3 separate regions of the Homo sapiens genome follow, and all the other regions are linked to region 2. The links are chromatin loops, found by intact Hi-C in ENCODE. Cell type or tissue: PC-3. All regions are shown on one strand. Region 1 holds the start of ODAD2 (outer dynein arm docking complex subunit 2). Region 2 overlaps MPP7 (MAGUK p55 scaffold protein 7). Region 3 overlaps MPP7 (MAGUK p55 scaffold protein 7).

Evidence for each region. A loop is a pair of places that touch in the nucleus more often than their neighbours do. Peaks named below come from ENCODE experiments on the same cell type or tissue, not always from the same donor. Only the 100,000 strongest peaks of a DNase experiment are listed, where the experiment ranks them.
Region 1: a loop joins it to region 2, with 10 times the contacts of the local background. A loop is called at or near these places in 3 of 110 quality-filtered maps.
Region 3: a loop joins it to region 2, with 2.8 times the contacts of the local background. A loop is called at or near these places in 5 of 110 quality-filtered maps.

The regions. Positions count from the first base shown.
Region 1 is chr10:27,995,895-28,000,894 of GRCh38, reverse strand. It overlaps ODAD2 (outer dynein arm docking complex subunit 2), which reads left to right and starts at 1,816. Exons shown (of 20, transcript NM_018076.5): 1 at 1,816-1,901. In PC-3, no CTCF peak of the experiment used is centred here; no DNase peak of the experiment used is centred here; H3K4me3 peaks cover 1,672 bases; H3K27ac peaks cover 359 bases.
Region 2 is chr10:28,051,463-28,056,462 of GRCh38, reverse strand. MPP7 (MAGUK p55 scaffold protein 7) reads left to right here. Exons shown (of 17, transcript NM_001318170.2): 17 at 2,219-5,000. The coding sequence ends at 2,398. Among named protein-coding and RNA genes, the nearest start is that of SNORD130, 19 kb to the left of the region's middle. In PC-3, no CTCF peak of the experiment used is centred here; a DNase peak (open chromatin) is centred at 2,022; H3K4me3 peaks cover 689 bases; H3K27ac peaks cover 2,515 bases.
Region 3 is chr10:28,133,214-28,138,213 of GRCh38, reverse strand. All of the region lies in intron 5 of MPP7 (MAGUK p55 scaffold protein 7), which reads left to right. Among named protein-coding and RNA genes, the nearest start is that of SNORD130, 62 kb to the right of the region's middle. In PC-3, a CTCF peak has its summit at 2,722 (motif pointing right); no DNase peak of the experiment used is centred here; H3K27ac peaks cover 462 bases.

The DNA of each region.
Region 1 (5,000 bases), 56 kb after region 2:
TAAATCCTTCAGGGAGTGACTGGGCCCAGGTAGTGTTTCATCACGACAAGGAAAAATTGGAAAGAGGCGACTGGGACTTCTTCAGATTTAAATATTATTAAGTTATTTTTGCTTGGAAAATATCCGGTAAAATAAATTCACATTTTGGCATCAGATTAAGCAACTTGGCATGAATTTGGCAAACAACGACATAGTTGCTCAGATCTTGGTGGGTTCTGGCTTTTTCCAGCTTTGCAAACCAAGGTGAAATGTCCTGAACTTGGAAGATCTCTGGCTGGCATCCACATTGGACCCAGTAATGCTCCCTTATGTCATACAGCTGATTAAAATGTGCAGAGGAACTAAAGTACCCACAGAAGCTTCCTTGCTTCCAGGACTGGGACTACTCCAGGATCCTTCCGAAGGATGCCCTCTGCTCCTCACCAGGTTGTGACCTGCATTACCGCCACAGGTGTGATGCTGTTGTCTCAGACTGTAATCCACCCATTTTTAAAAGGGCTTCTCTGTATACCTATTAGCATAAGCCCCTTTCTCACTGGTTGCAAGTCTAAGCTTCTCTGCAGGTAGTATCTCCTTTAGGTGAAACTATTCCATTCCTAACAACTTTCGCACTTTCAAAAAGAGAAGAAAAGAACCCAAAACAGGCCAGGCATGGTGGCTCATGCCTGTAATCCTAGCACTTTGGGAGGCCGAGGTGGGTGGATCACTTGAGGTCAGGAGTTCAAGACCCACCTGGCCAACATGGTGAAACTTCGTCTCTACTAAAAGTACAAAAATTAGCCGGGCATGGCGGCGCATTCTTGTAATCCCAGCTACTCAGGAAGCTGAGGGGGGAGGATCTCTTGAACCCGGGAGGCAGAGGTTGCGGTGAGCCGAGATGGGAGGCAGAGGTTGCGGTGAGCCGAGATCGTGCCACTGCACTCCAGCCTGGGTGATAGAGCCAGACTTCGTCCCCCACCCTCCAAAAAACCCAAAACAAAGGACAAATATCTATACCTCATATCCCTACGTGTTTGCAGAAAGGTTCTGCTTTGAGCTGAATCCGTATAATATTATGACAGGTGATATCCTAACATCATTCCACATTTGCCTCTTTGGCATCCGGAAAAGAATCCAGTTTTAATTCCTAAACACCCCATCATCCTAAGTGCTCCGGCATTGGTCCTTAAACACCGTGTCCCCCCACCCCAAGATAGTGCATTCTTCCCCATCCCCCCCCACCTCAATATTCCCACTCCTTTATCCCTCACTGGTGTTCCAGTTGGGGCTCTTGCTGGTAGGGTGTCTAGAGGTGGGGTCAAAACCATCTTAATGGACAAAGGTAAAGGCCATTTAAAAAAAGAGATGGGGGACATGTTTTCATTTCACTCCGATCCTCTGCCCTATTGAAGAGCGCTTTCTGCTTTCCCGGTGAGTATCAGAGTATTCTACCATATTTGTTTTTTTGGAGAGAAACATGTAAGCCTCAAATATCCTAGGAGAAGCCCTATGCTATTTGGGGGTACTCAGTGAAGATTTCAGGTACATACAACGCACTTGTCTGGAAGCCTATGGAAAAATGTAAAAAGGGGTTTCTAAGGAATATTTTCTGCTTCCTTTCTGCTCCATTTTAAGTTTTCTGCTAACTTGCCGCCGACCCCGCAACTGCTCACGACCTCTGTCAAAGTCAACCTTTCCCACCGCGTGGAGTGAGTTAGGGTGCACACTCGGGAGTTGCATAAAAGTGTTTGAGAAAGGGAGATGCAAAGTTGAATAAAAGTGTTTCCCGGGAGGGGCCGAGCGGAAAGCAGCAGGTGGCCGGGGCGGGTGGAACCCAGCGCGGGCGCAGAGCGTCTCTGGCGCGGGCATACGGTGCAACGGGTCCGCGGGAATCTTGGATGCGCGGAGGTCCCGAGACCAGGGTAACGGACTGGGCTGCGGTCGCGGCCGGGTGAGGCTGGGAGCGGAAGGCGGCGGCGGCGGCGCCCGGGGGAGGGCACGGGCCCTGTAGGCCTCCCACAAGGGCGCCGGCGTGCGCGGCCGCAGGGCGCGCAGTGTTGACCCGCGTCCTAGCAACAGGCGGGCGCCGACTGCGGGGGGCAGGGTGCTGCAGGTGAGTGCGGCTGGGGGTCTCCACGCTCACCCCCGCAGGGGTTCTGCAGCCGCCCGCGTGGATCGGGAAACAGAGGCGGCTCTCTGGCCCCGCCGCTGCCGCTCTCGCCTGCTCCCCTTTCCCTCCCGGGGACCAAGACCCGCCCCCTTCCCTTCTCTCTCCCAGCCCCATCTCACTCCTTCCTCCCCGCGAGACCCTGCCTCGGCCCTAGGTTGGGGACCGTCTGCTCCTCAGTCCCTGCGCCCCTCTCTGCACTACCTCGGCCCCATCACCTCCCGGATCCGCTCTCCACTTCTCCCGCCGCTTCCCTGCCTCTCCTTCCCCCAGCCCGTCTTTCTCCTCCGCCCTTTGCAGCTCTGCCTCCCGCTCCCAGCGTGGTTTTCGCCGTCCCTTCCCTCCTCGTCCCCTTACCGAATCCATTCCTGGAAACTTAGGGTCTCAGCTCTGACGCCCCCTTCTTGTAACGAGTCTGGTGGGGGCCGTCATCCCACACTAGGCTTAGCTTTGGTTTTACTTAGGGCCCTGTTCATGTCATGTCTAAAAGTTCGATTTTCTGTCGGTCTTACTGAGTAACTTCTGCATTCTCAGAAAGCAGTGTATGCGCGGACTCCCCGTGGATGTTACCAACCACATTTCATAGATCTCAGAGCTGATGGCTGCCTTTCCGTAGCCCCCTAAAGAATTCGGTTGTGCTTCTGTTTAAGTGTTAACGATGTGATTACCGAATGGGTTTCATTTCACTAATGATGCTGGAAGCTTGAAATTGACCTTTAGAAAGAAAAACAATCTGTGGTATCTATTGGATAAAGAGAAAAATGAGTGCTAAGTGATTCCCAGTTTATGTAAACATCCCAGTTTATGTAAACACGTAACCAAAACTTTTTTCCTTTTAATCTTTAAACTTACTTTCTTTACTTCAAAGGTGTGTGCTGTGTATTTACATGGATTCATTTTAACTATGGTTCTTAAGCCAAAAGAGCTTGGCAATGGGCAGAAACCGGGGAGCAACTGGTCTTGATTTTAAAATCTTAGTTTTGAGTTATGCCGACCATTTTTGAACACCATTTATTTATTTATTTATTTTCTAATAACATTGATCTTGCCTTCTGGATTGTCATAGGCCACCCTGAGGTTTTCTTAAACTCACCAACCTTCTTGAATAAAACTTGTGCATTGCTACGGTTCACTAGACTTGGAAATACAATTTGAATAGATTCAAATGTTACATTTCTGTCAAAATTTATCTTGACGAAAATAACGATTTTGCATTTCTTAATTCTGTGTTAAGGGTCCTTCAAGAAGTTACTATATGGTATGTTGACTACCATAGCGTTACATAATCTATTTAATTTCGCATTTTTTCTTTAAAAATGTGCAAGAAGCAATCTTTATAAGATTACCAAAACAAATGTTATACTTAAGATTAAAGACAGACAGAACTTTCACCTAAGCCTTTCTGTATAAGATAAAGCTATTTGCACTTATTTCACACTATTTTACACTGATTTGCACTTATTTTACACAACAATGGGAAATTCAAGAGTCTCACACATACACATCAGAACATGTTTATGTGTTTAAATCTAAAGCATTTCTCATCGGTTAGCAATAGAAACAAAATGCTAGAATACTAAAACAAACACCCAGAACAAATTTGTGCACTAATTTCTGCACTTTATTTCATGACCACTTTGGTATATATGTCTGGATCAGTTGTTCTCCACCCTATCTGATCCAGTACTTGGTTTTTATAGCATATATGTTGTAAGGCTGCTTTGCTATCCTGAAATCAATATCATAGATTATAATCTTACATATTTAATATAGTTTTAAATATTGATAGTGTGCTAACTGTAAAATGAAAGAAAATAATTGTAAGAAAAGATTGGCATGTAAACGCTCAAGTACCACTACACTAGAATATATAGGGAAGTAGTCAGATGTCCAGCCTTACACAGAATGACTGTGAACACAGCAGCCCCAAATGCAGACTGATACAGATGTGCCATTGCAACTTAAATTTCTCAAATAACATTGCCATCAATGGTGTCATTTTCCAAAATGCTGAGCTCTTGGTAAAATTCCATGTAAAACAAAATATGTACAACCTTCTTTTCGTTTATGGTAGCTACAATTCTGGAAAATTCAGGGTGTAATAAAACTGTGACAAAATACTCTGCAATTTTTGCAAAGTGCAGAAAAATTCTAGGCTCAGGTAGTGCTTATCTGAAGTTTTTCACTTACTAGATGCCTGGAGGTTACAGCAGAATTCTTCCTTCTGAGGTACTATCCTGCACAGGATATTTTACATTGTCGGTCCTCAACACTAAAGGCCGATAATGCCCCCTTTCCTATCATGTTGATAACTAGACATCTCTATAATATTTCTATACTCTTTATCAGCAGGAAGTACTGCCCTGTTGCCATCCAGTGATCTCCTGTGATTGAATTTAATAGATAGTTCAAAGATTTAATACAGTACAGAATGTAAAATCTCCAAGTCTAATCTTTGTACTTTAAGCCTTTTTAATAATGATGGGAGTAAAAAGCCAATTTTATTCTATATTTAACCGTATAACCATTCTTCTAATATTCTGGAAGAAAGATTTTATCAATAAGTGCTATACAAAAGAGAAAAGAAACAAGTATAGATTATCTGCCAAAAAAGCATTAAATGTTCATTATGAAGTCAGAACGTGCTTTCTAACTTGGCTCTTATTTAACGTTACAGATTTTGTTACTTTTTAAAAGATCTTCTTTTACAGACTAATTTCTATTTAGCCAATGTGAAATTTGTCTCACTTGAATTGGTTTTAAATTTTACTGCTAGACTCTTCTGATAACTAATTTAGATAAAAAGGCTGAAAGAGTCTCACTTATTCCTACATCTCTCACATTAACTCTTAAG
Region 2 (5,000 bases):
TGGGGGCCAGGTGTGGTGGCCCACACCTGTAATCCCAGCACTTTGGGAGGCCGAAGCAGGAGGATCATTTGAGTCCAGGAGTTCAAGACCAGCCTGGCCAAGGTGGTGAAACCCCATCTCTACAAAAAATATGGAAATTAGCCAGGCATGATGGTTGGACACCTGTAGTCCCAGCTACTTGGGAGGCGGAGGTGGGAAGATCATAAGACCCCAGGAGACTGAGAGTGTAGTGAGCTGAGATCACACTACTACACTCCAGCCTGGTAGGCAGAGGTGGGAAGATCACAAGACCCCAGGAGACTGAGAGTGCAGTGAGCTGAGATCACACCACTACACTCCAGCCTGGGCGACAGAGTGAGACCCTGTCTCAACAACAACCACAAAAAGCTTGGAGATAAGATATAAGCAGTAGATAAGATGTAAGATACAGTTGTATATATGAAAACATATATACAGCTGCATGTACTTGGGAAGAGTATAATAGATACAAAAATCAGTGAAAGAATTGTATTTAGGTACATACCTTTTGAACAGTTACACTTCTTGTGCTTTGGTGAATGGATCTTCATATTCAATTGACTCAAAACTATTTTGTATACTATTATGTGAACATTTCATACTATTGTAGGCTGAACATTTGTATAAAATCTAGACCAATTAATTTTCAGAGCAGCCTTATTTTTAAAGCTAAAAATACCATCAGTAACTGTTACTCATTAAGAGTCCAAATGAAAAATTTAATAATGTGCCTTGCTTGTCTCCTTGTGTCAACAATTATATTTAGCACAGCAAAAGAAAATCACTATTTTGGGTATAGGATAAGTAGACCAATATTATTCAGCAATAATATTTGTATTTTCTATGAGTGTTATTGGAAATGATGATTGTGGTATATTCATGACTATTATGGGTTCTGGCAAGACCTTTTATTGTTTTTCTTCTTAATCTTAATATATTCTACCTTTGGACCAAAAATCAAAAGCAAAGAAATTAAATGTGAAGAGCTTATTTTTTTCTTGCCCCTCTTAATTAGCTCATCATTAACTTTAGTTTATATTAATTTATGAACTGTTCATTGTGGTTACAAAATACAGATCACATTTCTGATTCCCAGTATATTTGATAAATACCTTTTTTTACATGCCAACAGTACATATCCGTTCTGAGTAGGTACTGTCATACAATGTTAGTTACTCAGGCTCTTGATCAACACTAAAATTAAATTTTCTGTTATTGTGAAATCTTATGTGACAATGAAATGCAGACTCAAATTATTTCAGCATGTTGCAACATAAAGATTTATTGTACTATTTAGACATTTTAAAGGTTTCTCAACGAAGATAAGAAAGGATCACATATTCTTAGGATTTGGCTCTCTTACATTTATGTTATATAGCCAACTAAAATACTTCCTGGCTTTAAAAATGTGAGACACGAAGGCTCCTGAAACACTTTTAATGAGACATCGAAGGAACGTGGTAATCAGCCGGGCGTGGTGGCTCATGCCTGTAATCCCAGCACTTTGGGAGGCCGAGGCAGGTGGGGATCACTTGAGGTCAGGAGTTCCAGACCAGCCTGGTGAACATGGAGAAAATCCATCTGTACTAAAAATACAAAAATTAGCCAGGTGTGGCGGCACGCTCCTGTAATTCCAGCTACTCGGGAGGCTGAGGCAGGAGAATTGCTAGGACCCCGGAGGCAGAGGTTGCGGTGAGCCAGGATTGCACCACTGCACCCCAACCTGGGTGACAGAGTGAGACTCTATCTCAAAACAAAAAACAAAAAACATGGTAATCATCCTTTTACAAATTTGTCCAACTCTGAAAAAGGAGTTTATATTATAAATTCCTTCCTATGAATAAGCATAAATAATGCAGCCAAAACATCAGAGTAAACAATTCTTTTCTCCAATAGCTATTTTAATACTGACATTTCCCCATAATGATGACTAGTGACTCATTATCCTGCAATTCAGTTAAGGCAGGAGTTTTGACTCTTGCCAGAGTAGTTTTTTGTTACAAGCAAATCATAGAAATAGTATTAGAAATTATGGCTTCTGAAGCACTTGTGGTTAAAGAGGATGACTTTTATTTCTGGCTGAGGGGAAAGACTGAACACAGAACAGCATTAGGTAAACCAATTGTAGAATGTTTGCATTGATATGAAGTGAGGTAATGGCCTGGTTAACCAATTATTTTTTTAATACTTCCTTTTGTAGGAAGAAGATTTTCAAGAAATGATTAAATCTGCACAGATAATGGAAAGTCAATATGGTCATCTTTTTGACAAAATTATAATAAATGATGACCTCACTGTGGCATTCAATGAGCTCAAAACAACTTTTGACAAATTAGAGACAGAGACCCATTGGGTGCCAGTGAGCTGGTTACATTCATAACTAAGAGAAATTTCCATAATTGTCTTTTTCTATAGAGTGCATGATGAAATCAATTACAGTTTTGGTAGTAGGGTTTTTAAATCTATATCACTGTCATAGATGTACAATCTTGGTTCAAGTTGAATGCTGGTTTTGTTTGTATCTTTTTACAGCCTTATTTCAAACGCCATGTGTTAGTATAAGATCCGAAATCAAAATATGCACAGTACTGTATTCTAAGCAAAACCTCAAACCTTCTCGTTGTCTTCAATACCGCTCTATCTCCAAGATGAGGCTGAAATTTTCAGAGAGACTTAGCTAGAGGCTTAGTATGTATGGGAGTTCAGCGCTTCTGCTGGTCTCAGGTGTGGCTGCTGCTGTCGAGTTTGAATGTTAGCTGTTGAAGGTATCAATTCAGCAGCCATGAGCAGCTCCAGACAGACAGGTGAGCTCTGCTGTTTCTGGGTGGATCATCACAGATTTAGCCGGGCAGGCAGTAAGGTGTCCTCTTACTATTCAAAAAGTGTAGACTTTCTTACATATTCGCAATACGTTCACAGTGTGTGCATTTTAAAATAATTCTTAAAGGAGTAACTGAAATTTTACCTTGAGTGAATGGCCTTCATAATATAGCTTGAGAAGTCCTTTTGAGTACCTGTCAGTGACTCAACAACATTTAATAAGGGAAAGTAGACTTTTAACAGTTATTATATATGTAACGAAAAGCCTTTCCTTTGGGATTAATATAAGTAAGAATGGTAGCCTTGTGGCAAGAAATGATTACAAAGGATATTTTTATTTGTAATTCCTCAGAAGACAATTTATGAAGTCACCCAAAATGTTATTTTAGCTGGTTTTGGATTTTTCCAATAAATTAGAAGAAGGATTTCTATTCTAAAACATGTAAAACCTGTTTTACATATTACTGATACAATTAAAGATTATTTTTCATCTATGTGCAATAGATCACCCCTCTTTAAATTGCTCTAAGATTTATTTTAGAAAACTTTTCATGTGATGTTATTTCTTTGTCATCAAAATGCTTGTTAACACTGTCCAGACACCATCCTAACCTTGCCATTGTTAAAGAAGTTTAGGAAAGACTCTTATATTGTAAATATTTAGATGGGTTCTCTCACTTTTCTTTGATACTACTGATTTTCAGCAAGTGAATTATATAATTCAAAATGCTAGAAATGTCTATCCGTTCTATAAGAGAGCATATCCTGCCGTTCTTGCATGCAGTGAAGCCCTGCCCGTCGAAAATCATTGCATCTGTGACTTTCAAAGTGGAAAAAAAAATGTTATTTTTTTGTTGATTTGTAAAGAGAGTTTAAATGTCATGTGAAAAAAAATAGAATGTAGTAAAATTCTATATATTTATGAAATATTTTAAAGGCATATTTTTTTAAATATCAAACGGGGCTATTCATAAAATAAACTGATTGTATGTCAAGATGTCCTAATTTAAAAGAGTAGTTTTATAAATCATGGTCAACATTCCATGTAAATATTTGAGCTTTACAAAGATAGATCCAAGTGTGCGATCTGTGCACTGCACATTTGATAGCATTATTCACTGGTTTTCCTTCATACTTGTCAAGTTCATATTAGAAGCAGAGACAAAAACCACTCCAATGGCCTTGACACATAGTCACACCAAAATAGATAATCAGACTAAGTATTATATAACAACGTGATCCAGACAGTGAGTTCTAAGTGTATTAATTAAATAGCAAAAAATTTTGTTTTTAAAAAATGAAAGAGGGAGGGTTGCCAACCTGAAGTCTTAAGTAGATTGTTTGGGTAGCATATTTCCTTCTTTGAACATTGTCTGAAATTTTCTATAAATCAAGACTTCTTGTACAAAGAATGATGGGACATATGTAATAATTCAGGCAATCACCTGAGTAATTTAGGCAGTCCAAATTCTTTACCCTGAAATACCCACATTTTAAAAAAATTGCAGATAATTGCTTCAGTTATTTACTTTGGGGACAGAGATATAGTGTAAAGTGGGAGAAACTGAGTCCTTTTTTGGTGGTGGTAATAATAAGATGTTATAAAAATATAACATTTTAAAAAAGAAAGGTCCAGACCTTAAGCGCAGAGCTAGAACAATATTTTTTAAATAATGGGGGGAAAAGGGGGCACTTTGGTAATTTTAGAAATCAGGTAGTATACTTTTTTTTTTTTTTTTGAGACAGGGTCTTGCCATGTTGCTCAGGCTGGTCTTGAACTCCTGGGCTCAAGCAATCCTCCTGCCTTGGCCTCCCAAAGTGCTGGGATTACAGGCATGATCCACCGTGCCCAGCCGGTAGACGTGGTCTTAAAAACAGTGTTTACATGGCCATCTTGATGCTTAGAAAGATAATTGATTAAAATTTAATAAGGCAGGGCCAACTCCGAGAGTTCATTGACAACGGCAGCAAAAAGGCCCTGAATTCTGTACTTTCTTCCCCCAGCCTCCTTCTCCAGCAAGGAGAATAGCACTCCTCCCTCCAGAAGCCAGCTCCCTAAGTTGGAGCCACTATGTAAGAGAAGAGGAACGTTCACTTTTTAAAATTCATATATTTAAAAATCAAGACCAAAAAGTAAATTCTGTACTCCTATTATTGACTGT
Region 3 (5,000 bases), 82 kb before region 2:
TCCGGGGGCTCACTTTTGATAAAACAGTGAAGTGACATCATCTCTAGAATATGGCATTATAATTTAGGCAGTCATGGAAAATTTGGTAGATTTTTTAAAAGGCAATAAAATAAGAAGATTTGTTGTAATTTTTAGCTTCCAAACATTCACTTAAGAGAAATTACTCACTGCCTGAGCATGCAAGATGAATGAAGCTTCATTAAAGCAAGCTGAAGGAAAAAGTTAAGCTCCTTCTGGAGGGATAAATCAATGTTGCTCATCCTTATAAGCTAGACACTTAATTCTGTGAACCTGACAGATACTTAGAACATAAAGTTGACTCCAGGGGTTCCAGTGCAGTGAGTGCTTGTGAGTCTGATGAGTTACAAGGCCTAGTGTTCAATTTCCTGCAGATTCTTCTGAGCAACAGGTAAACCCATCAGTTGTGATTGGTGGCTCTGGCATATGGAAACACAATTTCCATTTAAGTATTGCCTTTTTAAAGGCAAGTCTGTATATTAAAGAATAAAATCACCTCAGTTAAAACAGGATAATGGAATGCAAAATTTTAGTTGTCCAAAATTAAAAATGTTGCTATCCAACAATATTTGTAAAACAAAGTTATTAAAAATTACAAACTTAATGCCTATGAAATTATTTTGGAATGCAGACATGGAACAAAGCTAAGTAGAAAAAATATTTAGCTGATGTTCTTAATATTGCCTGTCAATTATCATAATTGCTTCATTTAAAAACATTTTATTCAGCTATCTCTGTTTTACTATGTGCAAGATATGCCATAGATACACAGATAGTAGATATTCCCAGTGTTCTTTATTCCTCTGTATGGACCCACATTTCCATCTGCCAACATTTTCCTCCTGTCTGAAAGACTTCCTGTAACATTTCTTGCAATGCAAGTCTGCTGGCAGTGAATTCTTTCAGCTTGTGTATATTTTTCAAAACTTTTCAATACCCCTTCATTTCTAAAAGATATTTTTGCTGGGTATAGAATTCTAAGTTAACAGTATTTTTCTTTGAGTATTTTAAAGATGTTGCTCCATTGTTTTGTGGCCCACATTGTTTCTGATGAGAAGTGTGCTGTCGTTTTTAATCCTTATTGTTTTATATATAATGTGTTTTTTAAATCTTTTGGATGATTTCAATATTTTCTTCCTGGTTTTAAGCATTTTGGTGGTGTTTTATGTTTTCTTTGTGCTTGGGTACATTGAGCTTCTTGAACATGTGGGTTTATACTTTTTTCATCATATTTGGACTATTTTCTGCCATATTTCTTTAAATAGTTTCCAGCAACTGCCCCCTTTCTTTGGAGATGCCAGTTAACATGTATATTAGGCCATTTAAAGTAGTTGCCCAGATCACTAAGTCCTATTCAGTCCTATTCATAATTTCTCAGTATATTTTCTCCCTGTGTTTCATTGTGGACAGCTCATGTTGCTTATTCTACAGTATTACTTTTCCTTCTGCAGTATCTATATTAATCTCATTCAGTGTACTTTTTTCTTATTTCATACTTTCCATATCTAGAAGTTTGATTTGAGTAATTTTTATATATTCTATTTCTCATGTTCAGTGTTTCCTTTAACTTTTTAGAGCATTTGAAATACAGTTAAATAATAACTTTTAATTTTCTTGTCTGCTATCTGTGTAATTTTAGGGTTTGGTTTTATCCAGTTTATCATCTGTGTAATTTCAGTATTTGGTTTCATTGTTTCATTTTTTTCTTCATTATGAGCAGTATTTTCTGCTTTCTTTGCATACCTAGTAATTTTGAGTCATTGTGAGTTTTATCTTGATTAACTACCAGTTACTGTGAGTTTTATCTTGTTGGATGCTGGGTATTTTTGTGTTTCTTTGGATCAACCTTCTCCAACCATTTTGGCACCAGTGATCGGCTTCATGGAAGACAAGTTTTTCCACAGATGGGGGTTTGGGGAGTGATTTCAGTGTGATTCAAGTGTATTACATTTGTTGTGTACTTTATTTCTATTATTATTACATAATCACCATAATGTAGGATCAGTGGGAACCTTGAGCTTATTTTCCTGCAACTAGATGATCCCATGTAGTGGTGATGGGAGACGGCGACAGATCATCAAGCATTAGATTCTCATAAGAAGCATGCAACCTAGATCCTCGCATACTCAGTTCACAATAGGGTTCACGCTCCTATGAGAATCTAATGCTGCTGCTGATCTGACAGGAGGCAGAGCTCAGGTGGTAATGCAAGCAATGGGGGACAGCTATAAATATAGATGAAGCTTTGCTCAGTCTCTACTACTCACCTCCTACTGTGTGGCCTGGTTCCTAACAGGTCATAAGCGGGTACTGGTCTGTGGCCTGGGGTTGAAGACCCCTGCTATAGATAGTATTCTTGAGCTTTATTTTGTTATACAGTTAAATTACTTGGAAACATTTTGATCTTTCAGAGGCTTATTTTTAGCTTTTTTTTAGGTGAGATCATAGCATTAAATCTTGGGCTTATTTTTTCCACTATTGAGACAATACCCATCCCATAACTCTTCTCAGTGCCTATGAATTATGAGGATTTTCCTGCTAACTGATGAGAACAAGAACTATTTCTGCCCTATGCAAACTTCAGGGATTATTCCTTGTAATGCAGTTTCTCAACCTTAGAATTATTGACATTTATGGGCTGGATAATTATTTCTGGAGTTTAGGGGACTGCCCTGTATATGACCAAATGTTTAGGAGCATCCCTGGCCTCAATACAGTAGATGGCAGTAACATCCTTTAAATTAAGACAATCAAAAATTGTCTCCAGATATTGCCAATGGCTCCAAGGGAGTACAATTGCCCTCAGTTAAGAGCCACTGCTCTAATTCTTTCTGGTAGTTTTCTTATATGCATGCCATGGCTAAGGACTTTGCTCAGGACTCAAGGGAGACCTCCTACAGATCTCCCAAATTCTGTATCTGCCACCCTTTCCTCTTCTATAGGCTTACCTGAGAATCTAGTCAGTTGACGTCTCTGGATTCCCAGCTCTGTTTTCCCAACTCAAGGAGACGACTGAGTTTTGCCTGTGTTTCTTTTTCCCCATCACAGCCTGGAAACTCTAGGCTGCAATGCTGGGGCAGTCATAGGCTCACATTGTTTCCTGTCTCTCAGTGATCTCTGTCCTTTGTTGCTTGATACCCAGCATCTTTGAAAACTATGGTTTCATTATCCTTTATTTTTATTTATTTTTAGTTTCTAGTTTTTTCAGGTGGATTCCTGTTAACCTCATCTTGGTCCTCATCTTTATTCTTGAAAGATACTTTTGCTGGGTACACAATTCTGGACTGGCTATTATTTTTTCTAAGCACTTTGAAGGTATTTGAACTGTCTTCTGGTGTCTACTGCTGCTGTTAATCAGCTGTCAATCAGTTTTCTTCTTTCCTTTCTCATGATCTATCTTTTTTTGCTCTGAGTACTTTTAGGATCTTCTCTTTGCCTTTGCCATTTTGTATTTCTGCTGTGATGTATTAAGCATAGGTTTCTTTTTATCTTTCCTTGTTCCTAAAGGATATATCAGGCTTCGTGAACGTTTAGAGTCTTTCTCTCATCACTTCTCAAAAATTTGCAGCCATTATCTTCTCAGGTATTTTATCATCTTGATGTTGTTTATTTCTTCCCCATTAAAACTCTTGTTGGATACAAAAAGCATGAACCACAAAGGAAAAAAACATTTATTGAGCTCATTAAAATTAGAATCCTTTATTGAGCAAAAATAACCAAGAAGGAGAGTGAAAGGGCAAGTTACCAAAAGGGAGAATGTATTTCTAGCACATGTAACTGATAAAGACTGGGTCCAGCATACTATAAATAGTTCTTACAAATTAATAAGAAAAAGACAGATGCAATAGAAAACCATGCAAATATCTTGAGGAGGCATCTCACCAAGAGACACACATGCCCAATAAACACAAATGGGTTTCGTTCTCATTCATTTTAAGAAAAATGAACATTTCAACCACAGGAGATACCGCTATACACTTGGAATGGCCAAATTTAGACTAATAATGTAAAATGTTTGGGATCATGTTAGAAAGCTAGAACTCACATTTTTAGTAGAAGTATAATTGAAAAACGCTACTAATTTTGAATGGGCTTACTATATATCTATGACCCAGACATTCTACTCTTAAATATACTTAAATAACATCATATATATATGCATCAAAAGATATGAAACATTTATGGCAGCATTATTTGTACTAGCCAAGAACGGAAAACAACCCAGATGCCCCTCAAAGGCATAATGGGTAAAGAAATTGCAACATATTTATATGTTGTAAAACTATATAGCAATGAAAAATGAATTCCTTCTACCATAAGTAACAGCATGGGTGAATTTCACTAACTTAATATTAGGGAAAAATGAATACTCACTTGTAATTCTAATTATATAATTTTCAAATAAAGGGAAAGATCGCCACTTTGGGGGGTATGGAGGGCATGATGACTAGGAATGAGCATAAGTGGGGGCCACTGGAGTTTGGTTAATGTTGTATTTCTTGTTTTCGGGGTGTTTATTTGGGCATATTCATTTTTGAAATTTATACTATACACTTATGATTTGTACTTTTTGTATATATGTTATAGTCAATTCAAAAGTTTGATTTAAAACAGACACTATTTGCCATTTTAGAGCTTCTGTTTCAGTAGACAGCAAATATAAACCATATAAACATAAAAATGCACATATGATTATAAATTATGGACATGTATGAAGGCAAAGAACAAGGTGCTATGGGATTGAGTCACCAGGGGATCTGCTTTTATGTAATGTTTTGGCCAGACCTCTATGAGAAAGAGTTATTCAAGTTGAATGAGGAGGAGGGCAGTGTAAGATAAGGTTGGAGAGGCATGCAGGACTTTTAGGACATCCTGGAGAGTTTGGTCATCCCAATGGATGGGCAACTTTAGAAGGGCTATTAAGGGGTAGTTATGTGATTTAAGTTTTTAAAATAATCACTCTGGCTACACTGTGAATTGCA